Linked DNA regions of Homo sapiens: region 2 is linked to region 1. A link is a loop called in an ENCODE intact Hi-C map of the cell type or tissue named here. Cell type or tissue: right lobe of liver. All regions are shown on one strand. Links, peaks and the distances in the headings refer to the core of each region. The heading gives the core; the rest is flanking DNA.

Region 1 (8,326 bases), core at 1,979-6,978:
GGCTCACACCTGTAATCCCAGCACTCTGGGAGGTTGAGGCGGGTGGATCACTTGAGGTCAGGAGTTTGAGACCAACCTGGCCAACATGGAGAAAACCCCATCTCTACTAAAGATATAAAAGTTAGCCGGGTGTGGTGGCACACGCCTGTAATCTCAGCTGCTCGGGAGGCTGAGTCAGGAGAATTGCTTGAGCCTGGGAGACGGAGGTTGTGGTGAGCTGAGATTGCACCACTGCACTCCAGTCTGGGTGACAGAGTGAGACCCTGTCTCAAAAAAAAAAAAAAGTCATCAATAGCTGCCACCTGAAAAGAGGCTCTCTGGTCCATCAGAGAGTCCCAGTGAACCAGGAGGCAACAAATGCTCTGATAAGTCCGCAGCCAAGGAGCTTTTTAAACCTTCATTTATTTGGGATTCTCCCCATTTCTTGGGAATTAGGAAAGCAAGAGAGAAAGATGATGGGTTAGATGTGGGTTTTTGGAGGAGCCCTGGCTCTGATGTGGAGAAGAAAGAGAGCGATGAGGCAGAGAGCTGGCCAGAAGGAGCCAAGGGGATGCAGGCCAAAAGTACTGCTGCTGTGCCCTGGCCTGGGGACTTGGTGACCAAGCAGAGGGTGAGGAGGAGAGAGCCGAGCAGATGATGGCCAGTGAAGAGCAGGTTTGGGGAGTGGGGCCCAGATGGGGGTTGCTCAGGGCCTGTGGAGACCCTTCATGTGGGTGGCTGAAGATGCTGAGCGACGTCATGCAGGACTGGGGGGAGGAGAGAAGAGGGCATGGGAGAAGGCTCTTAGACGGGGTTGGTTGGCATGCGGCTGAGAACCATGGGGGTTAGTGGGGTCAGAAGGCCTGCATGGATGAAGCAGGGGAGCTGCTGGATGTTGGGAAGCGGGAGGCAGCCAGACCTCAACTCTGGCCTAGTTGGGGGAGGAGTGCCTGGTCTGAGTCCCCAGAAGTAGAGGGAGAGGCATATGCAGAGCCTGCAGAGGGTGGGACTTTGTACACCTGGCATGAGATTAACCAAGCTCTCTTGCCCAGTAGGGGCAAAACAAGGGTTCTAGGGGTACAGCTCAGCTTAGTTCGAGGTCTGTCCCAGGGATGGCTGGGGCCAGCTCCCTTCTCTGCCTGGCTCTGGGTTCCTTTGGAAGCCGGGTGGGGGAAGGGAGGCCTGCCCCTCCCCATGCATCCTCTCAGCTGCTGCATCTTCCCTGTATGCAGGGGTGAGGGAGAGGGGCAAGCCCCAGCCAGCCCCCGTGACCCATTTTGCTTTCCCCTAGCACATGTGCCCTGAGCGGGCTGACCCGCACCTGCCGCCACCGAATCCGGCTCGGGGACTCCAAAAGCCATTACTACATCTCGCCATCTTCCCGGGCCAGGGTGAGTCAGCCTTTGCAAGCGTTACTTGACTCCTTTGGGGCCACCTGGGTGCTGGGACACTGGGCCCTGGGCCTGGGAGTATGAATAGCACTACACCTTGATTTACTTATTTTATTTATTTATTTTTTGAGACAGAGTCTTTGTCACCCAGGCTGGAGTGCAGTGGCACAATCTCAGTTCACTGCAATGTCTGCCTCCCAGGCAGACATTAGCAATTCTCCTGCCTCAGCTTCCCAAGTAGCTGGGATTACAGGCATGTGCCACCACGCCCAGCTAATTTTGTATTTTTAGTAGAGATGGGGTTTCACCACGTTGGCCAGGCTGAACTCGAACTCCTGGCCTTAAGTGATCTGCCTGCCTCGGCCTCCCAAAGTGCTGGGATTATAGGTGTGAGCCACCACGCCCAGCCTTACATCTTGATTTACAGAGCAGGGTACAGGCTCAGAGAGGCGCAGAGACTGACTCGGGCCACACAGCCAAGCCAAGGGCAGTGGTTTGCTATTACGGTGTAACAAATTACTATCAACCTGGTAGCTTAAAATAGCGCAGTTCCCCATGTTGGAGTCTAAGCACTACTTACTTACTGGATTCTCTGCTCAGGGACTTGCAAGGTCGCAGTAAGCTGTCAGCAGACTGTGTTCCTTTCTGGAAGTCAGGGTCCTCCTCAAAACTCACATTGTTGGCAGCATTCAGTTCCTTGTGTTTGAAGGACTGAGGCCCCTATTTTCTTGCTGGCTGCTGGCAAGGGGACACCCTCAGCTTCTAGAGGACACCCGCAGTCCCCTGCCACAGGGCCTTGTTGCACAGGGCAGCTGACTTCAGAGCCATCAGGAGGGCCACTCTCCAGTCGGCTGAGATGCAGCCTTATGTATGAAATGTCATGGGATGACATCGCCCCCCTCTGTCATTCAATGTCACCTAATCCAGGAGTGATGCTAGAGTTCCAGTTAGAGTGCGGGGCTCCTGACGCCCAGACTCAGGTGCTGGCCGAAGCTTTGGAAAAGGTTCAGCGGTGCGTCTGGTGCACCAGCCTTAAGTCGGCCGTGAGTGCCAAGGGGCCTCTAGGAATCCCAGCTCCCACCCTCCCCTGCCGAGTGACCCAGACCAGGACAGGGGTTCTCACCAAGCTGGGGATTGAGGACAGGGATTCCTCTTCCTCTGTCCCTCTGTTGACTCTTAAGAGGATTGAGGGGAACAAGAGAACATGTTTGGAAACACGTTTCCAGTGACACAGCTTGAGGAACCATCTCAGGCCTGCTAGAGGCTCCTCGCAGGGGAGCAGGTCTAAAGGGGACAAATGGTCCCTTTGCTGGCAGCAGACTATACTGTCCTTGATGAACTCCACAAGGCATCCGAGCGTGAGTCCTCCCAGCGGTGTGCTGAGCACCCATTTACCAAAAGGGAGGCTGAGCCTTGGCAGAGGAAAGGGGTGTGTTCAGGGCCACACACCGAGACCTGGGATCCTGGCTCTGAGTCCACTGCAGCCCCTACCCTGTGGATTTGTGCCCACTGAGCCTTGTTCAGTGGCCACTTATCTCCATCACCGCTTTCCAGGCCCAACCATGGCTCAACAGCAGGCCCCACAAAAGATGTTCCCGTGCTCAACAATGTCACCTCTAGCACTTTAAGTCCCTGGCCTGGGTGTCCTGCTGCACTGGATGAAGCTGGGGGTGGGAGATGAGGTGAGGAGGGTCTGAAGTTTTAGGATGTGGTCCCTGCCCTGAAAGACCAAGACATGTGGGGTCCACAGGGAGAAGTGTTTTCTCCCTAGCACACTCCCTGGAGAGGGAAAGCCCCCTCCCTGCTACTCCCTGCTCATGAGCCTCTGTGGGCATCCACTGTCCCTGCTCCTGTCCTGAGCTCTGCCCTGCCCCACCCTCCTGCCGCAGCCTCTCCTCAACCCTCCCTGTGCAGCGGTGTCCCTGCCACGACGGGCTGGTCCCCCGACCTCGCCCCGCTCTCTCGCACCTCCCTATCTTTGCCAGGCCACCACCGTCCCGCCCCTCCCCGAAGCTTCTCCACTCCCCAGCCTGCGGGTGCCCCTCTCACTTGATGTCCCTCCCCAGGAGTGTTGGACATTCAGTAGGGGCTGTTGCGGGCGGGCACAGCCGCCGGCTACCTTCCACCCTGTCTTAGGCTGGGTTCCGAAGAGGCAGAGCCTCACCTGGAGATTGTGTGCAGCTCCCAGGAGAATGAGGGAAGGGACGGGGGAGTCCAGCCAGGATGTGGCCTTAGCTACAGCCCAGCTTCAGCCCCATCCACCGGGCTCTTAGCAGAGTTGATTCCACCCTGAGGCAAGGGGACTGTCCTTTCTATCTCCACACAAGTCAGTCATCGGCTGAGGTCTACAGGAGGAGTGAGTACAGAGGGGGGCACCTCTGAGCCATTAGTGCCCCCACTCTCAGCAGCTGGGAGATGGGGCCCGGGCCTGGGAAGGGGCCCTGGGCCAGGCACCAACAGTACCCTCTCCGTGGTGTGAGTCCTCATAGCAGTGTCTGAGCCAACACAGGGTCCCCGGGGCCTGGCATGGAGCAGGCCTGAGGCCCCAGGGGCCCCGGGCAGCCCAGGTGAGCGGCTTCTGACCCCCTTTCCTTTCCCAGTGTTATCAGTAGCACTGGACTGAGGCCTGGCTGGCCCAAAACTCCAGCATCTGGAGCAAGCCGGCCTGTGAGAGGGCGAGTGTAGACTCCGGGACAGCCTGCCCGGTTCATCTCACAGCTCTGCTGCATGCTGGTTCATTAGCTCCGCCATCTCCGTGATGGATGTCAGCGGCTTTCCCCGGGTGGCTCCGCTTTCCCCCATGTAAGATGGAATAATAAGCGCGTCTGCTCCGTTCGCTGCAGGCGCTTGATGAAATGGCTGCTGCTGCTGCTGCTGCTATTACAGCAGGGCTAGTCATGCTGTTGTTGATTACTACTTGAAAGCCCAGTCCCAGCTGAGTCAGGGAGCACTGCCTGGCTCTGCAGGGACCTGGGGCCTCCTGCTCTGGACTCAGATCCGCCTGTCAGGGGACCCCCAGCGTGGGGCTGGCAGGTCACACCGTCCCCACCTCTGCCCACAGATCACCGCAGTGTGCAACTTCTTCACCTACATCCGCTACATCCAGCAAGGCCTGGTGCGGCAGGACGGTGAGCGCCCCCTGGTGGCCGGTGCAGGGATCGCACACGGGAGTGGGGCTGGATGGGGAAGTGCCCTCTGGGCCCACCTGCCCCTAGTGGAGGCAAGACTCAGCTAGGAGGCTGGGGAGCGGGGAGGGTTGTGGTTTAGTAAAGCGTTCACAAACTTCCTGGGTGCTGAGCTCTGTACCTGAGTCCGTCCGGCTGGTCTTTCTCCTGTCCCCAAACCTCTCCCGGCCCCGCACAAGGGGGCCACCCCTGTGAATCTCTCCCTGGCCCTGGAGGTGGTGGCCCCTCCTCCTGGTCACCTGAACACAGGGTCACCCACCTCCAGCCTTTGCTCCCACTCCACTCCATGCTGGACAGGGCCTCCCTCCACCCCCTCCCCCCACAGCCCATTCTGCAAGGCCTGGCTCCCCGCTCCTCCACCAACCTTTGCTCGCTGCTGAGTCTTCTCCTGAACCAGTCTGGCCCGACCCTCTGAGTAAGGAGCTATCTCCTCTCCATCCTGGGGGTCAAGTCCTCTTGGAGGCCAAGGCCAAGGCATGCTGGGTGTTGACACCTGCTAGGTCCCTGGATGGCCGCTGTGGTCCCCGCCTCACTGCGCAGGGTCCTTGTGAGACCCCAGGGAGGCATCTGTGCCTTGTCTAATGTAGTTCCCAGGTCTGGACCACCGCTGTGGCATGTGACAGCGTGTACCTGCTTGTCTGCGTCGGGCTGTGGGGGTGGCCGTCAGTGTAGTGCAAACAGATCCCTCGGGTGTGGTCGGCACTCAGCAGTTTCCAAGGCTCAAGAGTGGAGCCTCAGAGAGGTCCAGCCACTCACTGAGGTCATCTGTTTTGGGGGCCGGGGACCCTAGGGTGCTGTGCCAGCTGCTCTGTCCAAAGCCACAGGAGGGGACCTGGCCATCTGCCCGAGGTGACCCTGAGCTGTCCCCGACCTGTTCACCCTCTCTCTGCCTGCAGCAGAGCCCATGTTCTGGGAGATCATGAGGTTGCGGAAGGAGATGTCACTGGCCAAGCTCGGCTTCTTCCCCCAGGAGGCTTAGGGCGCGGCCCAGGCCTGAAGGGGAGCTCTGAGACAGAGCAAACACCCACCCCAGAACAAGCCGACACACAGGGAGACGGGGGCCTGGAGCCAGCCCTGAGCCAGAGGCAGAATGGATGGACAGACAGGCCATGGAGGCAGCACTGAGCCAGCACCACACGTCCATCCTGGGACAGACGGGCCTGGACTTCACGGCAAGACCCCCCTCTCTTCCCCACTGGGTTCTGCCACCACCAGGAGGATTTCAAGAAAGCACCAAAGACCAGGGAGCTCGGATCCATACTCGGGGGGCCTCAGCCCTTGGGAGGGGACACCTGAGGCAGCCAGCGCCCCCTCCCCAGTCCCCAGAACTGCCTGCAGGTGCCTTGTTGCTGGCTTGTCTTCAGAAAGGGACTGTTCTGGGTGGCTGGATCTCCAGGGTACCCTCCACCCCAGCTGCCAAGCCCTGGGCCAGCAGCACCCCCTTGTGGCCATCCTGTGCCTTGTTCCCGGTGGCCTCCCTATTGGACTACTAGGAGGGGCTGGCAGGGCCTCCATAGCACAGAATTGCCCCAAAGCCTTGTTAAGATGAGTCAAGACCCCTCCCCCGCTTCCTCCCTTCCTTTCCCCCTTCCTCCCTCCCCCTTCATAAAGGCCTCCCTTGTCACCTTCCCTCCCACCCCGTCTCAGCCCTGTGCTCCTGGAGGCCCTGCTCCCAAAACCGCTGGAAGGACTGGGGCACTTTCTGCCACAGTAGAACACAGACAGGGCTTCAGATCACCCACGCCTGTTTTCAGCTGTGGGTGGCCATGCAGACACGCGCCCTGGCATGTGGGGCCTGGGTGGGCAGGCAGGACCTGGGCCCTCCCACCCATCAGAGCCCACTCAGGACCAGCGTTCGGAGCTCCCACCTGGACGCATCCCTCACCACGTCCGGATTTCCTTCTTTGGATGGAATGTAACGCGATCTCTATTTAATAAAGGCAGGCTTTGTTGGTACAGGCTGGGTGGCCACGCGCCCTCACTCCTGCACCCTGGGGCTCTGGCCAAGGCTTGGGCATCTGAAGGAATGAAACCAAATCCTTTCCCTGCCCGCCCTCGTGCTTGGGATTAAACCCAAATCCTGAAGCCACCCCACCTCCGCCATCACCACTTACTTGCTGTGGGGAGGACTATTTGAGTCCTCCCTTAGTATTCAGAGGGCTGTGGGTTACTGGGGGATGAGCCAGGCCTCCCTCTCCCCGTGGCTGGTGGCCTGCTGTTGGGAAGAACGGCACCAAGGCTGGCTCTCCCACTGCCTCACTGTGGCACCTTGGCCAGGTCCTCCCCTGGGTCTCCTTGCATCCAGCAATGGTTACCTCCAGTCTCACAGAAGCCTGCAGCTCAGAGGCAAAGCATCGAGGCTGCCTGTTGCTCAGTGGGACAGTGGCAGGATTGATTGGTGATGTCTGCTGGAAGCACAGGCGGGGACCATGGAAGCCCAGGTCTTAGACGAGCTCTCAGCAAGGGGCAGCAGTCACAGTTGGAAGAGGTGGGGGTGGCCAGGACCTCTGAGGACCCAGAGTGGGGCTGGGAAGGTGTCTTGTGGTGGCTGAGCCCCTCCCCACCTGTAGGGATGTGGGCCCAGGCCAATAGATGCCTTCTTGGGGTGGTGGAGAGCATAGCAGCTTCTGAGTCGGGTCAGTATCTACTGGGCTGGTGACACCTTGTGGGGACTTCCGTATTGGCCTGAGGCCTTGGTGCCACTCAGCTGGTAGGTCAGGCTAGCTGTGGACTGGCCAGGACCACAGGAAGCCCTCCACCCATGCTGGGGACACCTGTGCTTGAGCTGAGAATGTCCAGGGGGAAGACTGGCAATCAAAAACATACCAGGAACACGCACAGGGCATCAGATGGAAGAGAGGAAAGCAGGCAGGCAAAGGAGGATGTCAGAAAAGGGCGCAAGAGGCTGTGTTCACTGCTGTGATCCCCACAGCCTCTCTTGCGTGGCAGTCGCTTTCTCTCCTCTCTGTCAGTCCTGGGTCAGCTGGGGGGCCAAAGGAAGTTGGAGGTCTGGGCCCTGGAGCTGTCCACCCTACCCCCAGCTTCTGTGCTCCTGGCCCAGCAACACTGAAGACCTAGGAGACACCAGACCACACTCCAGGGGCCAGGCAGAGGGTCCCATACCCCAGACCCGCGCTGCCTGCCCCTGCAATGGCATAGCCTGCTGTCAGACCCCAAGTGGGGTCATAAACAGAGAACTGAAATGCCTGGAGGATGGACATACACTCTCAGTATCTCCCAACGAGAGATAATAGCTGAGCACTGACTGTGCCAGGCATGATTCTAAACCCTTTAAATGATCTAATTCATTTCATCCTCACAGCAACCTTATAGAGTACTATTCTCCCATTTTGCAGATGAGTAGAATGAGGCACACAGAAGTGCCACAGAGGAAATGATGGCCCCGGGATAGGAATCATGAGGCCAGCCCTGGAGCCCACAGTATGAACCAGCATCCTGGATTCCCTTTCCTAGACACCTGCAATGTGCTTAAAGGTGGCTGGGGAGGGTTAGCCGACATCAGCCACGAGGGAGTTGTTCCTCTTAAATGGATTTTCTAGATAACCCACTTGGGCCTCTCTGAGTACCCCTGGCACATGTGAACATTTTAACCCTCTTTGGCCCCCTCTTCAAACCTAGCAACGACTCTGGCCTCTGAGGGTGGAGGCGCTGAGCCGAGACCAGCTGCGCACTGGCGTGCTTCACTCCTGCAGGATGCTTTCCAGTCTGCCAAGACTGTCCTGATGGAACTCCTGCCGGGGCTGTGCACCT
Region 2 (7,583 bases), core at 874-5,873, 94 kb after region 1:
GCAGTGTAAGCAACGCTTGCTGAGGACCTGGATGTGGTGGTGAGAATCACCCCATCTCGAGCAACATTAACTGAGGAAAAAATTGAAAAAGGGGCGCCCTTGCTTGGGGGCTTCCTATTGTGGAACTGTTATGGAAAGGAGCCCCATCCATTGCTTCCTCCTTGAATGGCAAATGCCTTTATGATCCCTATAACTTGTCCCATTATGTTTAGACCCTTGGTGGTCAGAAGGGTTCTATTTAGGGCAGTGTCCCCTGCCCCTCCTTGTCCTCCAAAAATTTTGGGAGGCACTGACGTGGATGTCATGGGGTCAGCACAGGCATCAACATCCCCAGAGGGATGGAACCAAGCAGCCTATTGCCCAGGCATTCACTAACAGGCAGCCCATCCTCAGCCTCATAGCTGGCCGGGGAGAAGAAAGGCTATTTTGGGTCCCAGATCTTTTTTTTTTTTTTTGAGACAGAGTCTCGCTCTGTCACCCAGGCTGAAGTGCAATGGTGCGGTCTCAGCTCACTACAACCTCCGCCTCCCGAGTTCAAGAGATTCTCCTGCCTCAGCCTCCTGAGTAGCTGGGACTACAGGTGCGTACCACCAAGCCTGGCTAATTTTTGTGCTTTTAGTAGGGACGTGGTTTCACCATGTTGCCCAGGTTGGTCTCAAACTCCTGGGCTCATGCAGTCCGCCTACCTCAGCCTCCCAAAGTGCTGGGATTACAGGCATGAGCCACTGCACCCGGTCTCTGTTTACAAATTTATCACCAGCTTCATCCCCTAAGGTTATAAGCTCCATGAGGGTGGGAAGTCTGTATTGTTCACCTCTGTATCCTAAGCATCTAGAACATAGCCCGGCACACAGTAGGTGCTGAAGAACTTGAATCTGTTAATGTAGAAAGGATGTTTCATCTAGCTGAAGTGTCTTGTACAGAATAAACTCTCAATAAATGAACTGTGGACACATGGAAGGGTGAGCTAGAGCTCTGCTCAGGGGTTGAGTGCTCCTCTTGTGCCCTTGTGGTTGTCTGGTTACCTGAACTAATTGGAGTGCGATGCAGACATAGTCATGGAGTGAGACAGCAGAACTTTGCTGTCTTGTTTGTGAGCCCACATCAGGGGTTCTAGACTGGCTGGTTGACATGGTGGCCCCAGCCTGTCTCTTCAGCAGCTCGGCTTATAAAAAATAACCACCACCTACTGGGGAAAACTGCTGGAACCTTCAGATTGCCAAATTGTTCTTGGTGTCTTTTCCAGAAATATTTGCCAAACTCGAATTAGCCTTCAGGAGATTTGATAAAGCTCATGTTTAAGTCAAGAGACCAAAAGATTTTGATGGGGAGAATTAGGGGCTGGATATAGAGGGAATACTTAACCTGTATAGGGGCAGATATGGTTGTCCATGGAGATTCTGGTGTGAAAAAGTACGATGGCGGCCGGGCGCACTGCCTCACACCTGTAATCCCAGCACTCTGGGAGGCTGAGGTGGGTGGATCACCTGAGGTTGGGAGTTCAAGACCAGCCTGAACAACATGGAGAAACCCCATCTCTACTAAAAATACAAAATTAGCTGGGCGTGGAGGCACATGCCTGTAATCCTAGCTACTTGGGAGGCTGAGGCAGGAGAATCGCTTGAACCCAGGGAGGCAGAAGTTGTGGTAAGCCAAGATCGTGCCATTGCACTCCAGCCTGGGCAACAAGAGCGAGACTCCGTCTAAAAAATAAACAAAAAAGTACGATGGGAGAAAGGGGAGAGGGCAGTGGGGCCTGGAAACCTCATGACAAAGAGAATGAACACAAGAGGGCCTGTGGTCCTGTAGACTCTGTGCTGTGCACATCCCTCATGTGAGCATGGGCCATCCAGCTGCAGGCCATGGTGTGACACACTCTGCAGATTACAGTCTAGGGCTTCATGTTCCATGTGCTGGAGGTAAGGCTGGGCCTCTTGGAGCTTTCCAATAGCACCAACAAGCTGTCAGCCCTGGAGGAGGCCTAAACCTCCAAGCAAGGAAAGGTCAAGTCACAGAGGGAGGAATCACTGGTCTCCGAATGCTCATGTGTTTGCTTTTCTTCACAGCTTGGGAAACAGAAGAAAAAATATATGCCGTACAACCACCAGCACAAATACTTCTTCCTAAGTGAGTGTCCCCATCCAACACAGGGGAGCTGCCTCAGGAGGGAATGCTGAGGGAATGAGGAGGATGTGGCTGTCCAAGGGATTATGGTATTTTAAGGAAAGGGGCTAGAGGAAGTACCCCACTCCCACCCCCAGTTACTCCCTGCATGACAGCAGTTTGCCATCTCAGCTGAGCGAAGTGAAGTTAGGCTGATGATTGGTTGAAGGCAAACTAGTTCTTCCCATCCAACCCCAGTTTCCACTGGGAAGCTGGGTGTTTGGGGTGTAGAGGGGCCTCTTGCTTTATCCTCAACCTTATCTTTTTTTTTTTTTTTTTGAGACGGAGTCTTGCTCTGTCGCCCAGGCCGGACTGCGGACTGCAGTGGCGCAATCTCGGCTCACTGCAAGCTCTCCGCTTCCCGGGTTCACGCCATTCTCCTGCCTCAGCCTCCCGAGTAGCTGGGATTACAGGCACCCGCCACCGCGCCCGGCTAATTTTTTGTATTTTTAGTAGAGACGGGGTTTCACCTTGTTAGCCAGGATGGTCTCGATCTCCTGACCTCATGATCCACCCGCCTCGGCCTCCCAAAGTGCTGGGATTACAGGCGTGAGCCACCGCGCCCGGCCCCTCAACCTTATCTTAAACTTTGTCAAGATGGGCCAAGGTAACCTGGTAGAGCCCAGTCCAACCCCCAGAGGAACAAAGGTACAGATAGTTCTGGAAGGATGGGTCCTGAGGAGAGAATGGAAGAGCTGTTAGAACGAAGAAGATCTTTCTGATGACTGCCACATATTCCCAGCTTTAAAAGTCTGTCCCAGCTACTAAGGAAACTGAGGTGGGACCATCCTTTGAGCCCAGGAATTTGGGGCTGCAGTAAGCTCCGATTGTGCCACTGCACTCCAGCCTGGGCAACAGAGTGAGATCTTGTTTCTTAAAACAACAACAACTCTGCTCCATAATGCCTAAAATGAGCTTTAAACGCCTTTAAATTTTCAAATTTTTTAAAGAAGGAAGGGAAGGAGTCCACTGATCTTATTTTAGTTTGAAGGAATTCATCCTAACTGCCTATCACCAACTATCACGAATAGAGAAAGGCGATGGGGCAGAAGGGTAGAGCAGAGACCTCTGGAAGAAATAGTTTTAGAATCCATGGCACATCAAGATGGAGGAGCCATGGGTGAGCATTGTCATGCTAGGAGTTATGGGTAGCATCAGGTGCCACAGAGAAGGGCTACAGAAAAGGAAATGAGGAAGCATGTAGAATGCAACACTTCTTCAACTCCCAGTTTTCTTTCAAGAGAGGCCCCTCTGTTCCGTCCCACAGCTGACCTCCAGGGCTTCAGATTGGGGTGGCACAAGCCCATCTCCCTAGTTTAAGGAAGTGAGCTTCACAGCCTGTGAAGGATCCACAGGGTCCCTCCCAACACACACACACTTTCCTGCTCCTGCCCCTTCACCTGCATGGTGGAGCTGCCAGGAACAAAGGGCAGATGACTGTAGGGACAGGGCTGTGGCCAAGGTAAGTAAGAGAGTATTAGCACCCTTTTAAAAGTGTGGGATCCTTGGAGTGTGTATGTAGAAAAGAGAAGAAAAATGAAAAATAATAAAGGTGTGGGAGCAGAGCAAGTCCCATGCGTGGGGCCTGAGTTCCCAAGCACCTGTCACTGAAGAGTGCCACTCGCACCCCTCACCTTCCCTGGCATCCTCTTGGGAGTTTTTGCCTTCCCCAGACTTGGATTTATGCCCACCTTCAGTGCCTGCTGGTTCCAGTGGATTGCAGAGCACTCAAGCACCTGGAGGGGAGACAGAAGGGATGGTTGGAAGAGGCAGCCCCCTGCTAGAGGCCATCTCTCCCAACATCAACTGGCCCTTTCATGACCTTCCTGTGCTCATGCCTCCTCTTTGTCTCGGTTTCCTCCCCAGTTGGGCCCCCAGCCTTGCTGCCTCTCTACTTCCAGTGGTATATTTTCTATTTTGTTATCCAGCGAAAGAAGTGGGTGGTGAGTATCCATGGCCCAAGAAGCCCACATCCTTGTCTCCAGCACCCAGAGTGGGGGATAGGGGTTCCCCAGGGGAAACTTGAGACTGACTCTAGGCCTAATTTAGAACAAAATAATAGAACCAGACACAGATCCTCCTTATCTCTAAGTGGGACGAAATGATTTGAGCTTAGCAGGCAGCCTGATTCCCAATGTGTAATTTCATGCGGTCAGTGTCTCCAGAGGTTCTTGTACTGGGCATAATGCCAGGGGGCTGAGTTGGGAATGGGGAAGATGAATGAGAGACAATACCTACTTTCAAGGAAACTTCTGATGAAGCAGAATGTGGTTATTAATCAGAAAAGAGGTACAGGCAATAGGTTCTGGGGACTCCAAAAGGGGCCTGACTGCACCTGGCTTTGTGAAGTCACTTTTCTAGCTGGCCTTGAGGCTGGGCAGGGTTTCTGACAGGCAGAGGTGGAGCAGGGGGGATGAACTCTGAGCAGAGAAGCTGGAAATGAGGGGTAAGTTTGACCACCAGACATATTGTGGAGGACTAGTGTCAGGGGAAGAGTATGGTGCTTGGTTCAGTGATGAGAGATTTGATCAGGGCACTGGCATGGACTGAGCCATGGTCCTGGCAGATTCATTTGGCGGCATGCTGAAGGATTTAGATTGGCTAGGAAGAGCTAGAGGCAAAGAGACCTTGTAGGCCTTGGTACTTTTGAAGGGGACATGCAAGAAGGGCTGGGGGGTGCCAATGGGAATGGAAGAAAGGAGCAGTGGCACTAGATACTGCAGGATTGGACCCCTGAGAAGCTGAAGATGAGTGAGTCTGGATAACCAGGAGAATGGCTGCACCATGCAAACAAAGAGCTGCTGAGAGGAAGAGGAAGAGTTGTTCGTGACTGTTATGCTCGCTGCTTTTCTCACTATAGGACTTGGCCTGGATGATTACCTTCTACGTCCGCTTCTTCCTCACTTATGTGCCACTATTGGGGCTGAAAGCCTTCCTGGGCCTTTTCTTCATAGTCAGGTAGTATTCGGTGGGGGCGGATAGGGACTGGTGAAGGAAATGTTGGGGAGTGACCAGTCTGGTCTAGGGGCCGTGCTGGGGCTTTGGGTAACAGTGGGTGTTTCAGGAGTTGGCTTGGGAAAGTAGACAGGCTGGAGCAGTTATCTGAGGGGGGAATCAGAATTCTGGGCTCTGTGTGTACTGTTTTTGTCTGTGTAATACATCTAACAGGTTCCTGGAAAGCAACTGGTTTGTGTGGGTGACACAGATGAACCATATTCCCATGCACATTGATCATGACCGGAACATGGACTGGGTTTCCACCCAGGTAAGGGACAGTCACTCAGAAGACTGGAGCATAACACAACTATTGAAAAGGATGCGTAGGTGAAAACAGCAAAAACAAAAAGTCCCCCAAACAGCATTTTCTCATTAGCCTGAGGCTCTTGTTCTGCAACCATGTGAAGGGAGTGACCAAGACAGTCTCATGTCCCTTCCTCAGCCAGCTTTACCTGGAGAATGCTGGGCTGGCCTTTCCATCTGATATTCAACATGCTCTCCCCTGACCTTTTCCGCCAGCTCCAGGCCACATGCAATGTCCACAAGTCTGCCTTCAATGACTGGTTCAGTGGACACCTCAACTTCCAGATTGAGCACCAGTGAGTAGGGAGCCTGGGGAAGCAGGGTCCTGGGGAGGGTGTAAGTGTTGGGTACAGGTGGGAGCAGAGAAGCAGGAACCACTGACTCCCCCGTTCTCCCTAAAGTCTTTTTCCCACGATGCCTCGACACAATTACCACAAAGTGGCTCCCCTGGTGCAGTCCTTGTGTGCCAAGCATGGCATAGAGTACCAGTCCAAGCCCCTGCTGTCAGCCTTCGCCGACATCATCCAGTGAGTATCTGAGACCAGGAAGATGGCTAGTAGGGAGGGAAGAGGGCAGGGCAATGGAAATGATGACATGTAGGGTGGGGAGTGAACAGAAGGTGTTCCCAGTCGTGTGGGATGGAGTTCACCATGGCAAAGGCAGGATTCTTTATTGGACCTGTGGCCAGGTCAGGCCTTTGCCCTCATTGGGGTTCCCCTCAGTACCATGGCCCAAGCTAGCTTTCTCTAAAGTAGAGGGGAGGAAAACCTCCAGATGGAAGAAGGCCTTAACCTCACTGCTCCATCTCCGGTGGGTTCAACTCTGCTTGTCTCCCTCACTGTCTGCCCCCATTTTGTCCCTGCAGCTCACTAAAGGAGTCAGGGCAGCTCTGGCTAGATGCCTATCTTCACCAATAACAACAGCCACCCTGCCCAGTCTGGAAGAAGAGGAGGAAGACTCTGGAGCCAAGGCAGAGGGGAGCTTGAGGGACAATGCCACTATAGTTTAATACTCAGAGGGGGTTGGGTTTGGGGACATAAAGCCTCTGACTCAAACTCCTCCCTTTTATCTTCTAGCCACAGTTCTAAGACCCAAAGTGGGGGGTGGACACAGAAGTCCCTAGGAGGGAAGGAGCTGTTGGGGCAGGGGTGTAAATTATTTCCTTTTTCTAGTTTGGCACATGCAGGTAGTTGGTGAACAGAGAGAACCAGGAGGGTAACAGAAGAGGAGGGACCTACTGAACCCAGAGTCAGGAAGAGATTTAACACTAAAATTCCACTCATGCCGGGCGTGGTGGCACGCGCCTGTAATCCCAGCTACCCAGGAGGCTGAGGCAGGAGAATCGCTTGAACCGGGGAGGTGGAGGTTGCAGTGAGCTGAGATCACGCCATTGTACTCCAGCCTGGGCGACAGAGCAAGACTCCATTTCAAAAAAAAAAAAAAAATCCACTCATATAAAAGGTGAGCTCAGCTCACTGGTCCATTTCTCAGTGGCTTCTCCATCCTCATTTGCAAACCTCAGAGGGATAAGGCAGTTGAACCTGATGAGCAAGAATTATAACAGCAAGGAAACATTAATGCTTAGAATTCTGAGATCCAGCACAACTCAGTCTGTGGGAGCTCAGCTCGCTGCCCAGGGATAGGTATGACCTATGTCTGCCTTAGGCTGCTGGGAGATGCCATTCTCCAGTTTCAGAAGCAGGCAGGGCAAAGGTCAAGACTGTGGTATTGGGGTCTTTTGGCTCTGAAGGATCCTGGAACCACTGATTTTGGTTTATTCCCTCCAGGGTCTAAAGAGAACAAGAGGTGCTAGCTCTTACCAAAACAGATGGTAGAGAGAGTTGCTGGCTATTTAAAAAGCTCTTTCATCTTTTAATTCACCTCTTCTTTTCACCTCTTTAACCACTCCTCAGGAACAGAACACTTCTAGGACTGGGGGTCTTTTAGCTCCATAAGCAAGTGAGCAGATGGGACAAGTTAGTCTTTTCTCCCTAGAAACAAAGGGGATGCCCAGTGGTTTCCCTTTGCTTCCCAACCTAAAATTTCAAGTTTAATAAAATAGCAATTAGCAGAAGTGACCAAATTGGGAGATAATTATCAGTCATGAGGAAAGACACAGA

Evidence for each region. A loop is a pair of places that touch in the nucleus more often than their neighbours do. Peaks named below come from ENCODE experiments on the same cell type or tissue, not always from the same donor. Only the 100,000 strongest peaks of a DNase experiment are listed, where the experiment ranks them.
Region 2: a loop joins it to region 1, with 2.6 times the contacts of the local background. A loop is called at or near these places in 80 of 110 quality-filtered maps.

What each region holds. Positions count from the first base shown.
Region 1 is chr11:61,895,486-61,903,811 of GRCh38, reverse strand. It overlaps RAB3IL1 (RAB3A interacting protein like 1), which reads left to right. Exons shown (of 10, transcript NM_013401.4): 8 at 1,271-1,370; 9 at 4,432-4,498; 10 at 5,452-6,511. The coding sequence ends at 5,534. Among named protein-coding and RNA genes, the nearest start is that of FADS3, 8.1 kb to the right of the region's middle. RefSeq lists enhancers at 4,224-4,293, 3,405-4,376, 4,344-4,393 and a silencer at 4,744-4,793. In right lobe of liver, for the core only: CTCF peaks have their summits at 4,314, 4,515 (motif pointing left) and 5,997 (motif pointing left); DNase peaks (open chromatin) are centred at 4,501 and 6,001; H3K27ac peaks cover 393 bases.
Region 2 is chr11:61,801,208-61,808,790 of GRCh38, reverse strand. FADS1 (fatty acid desaturase 1) reads left to right here. Exons shown (of 12, transcript NM_013402.7): 6 at 2,067-2,127; 7 at 4,030-4,106; 8 at 5,024-5,121; 9 at 5,332-5,428; 10 at 5,680-5,759; 11 at 5,865-5,990; 12 at 6,329-7,583. The coding sequence ends at 6,380. Among named protein-coding and RNA genes, the nearest start is that of MIR1908, 10 kb to the left of the region's middle. In right lobe of liver, for the core only: no CTCF peak of the experiment used is centred there; no DNase peak of the experiment used is centred there.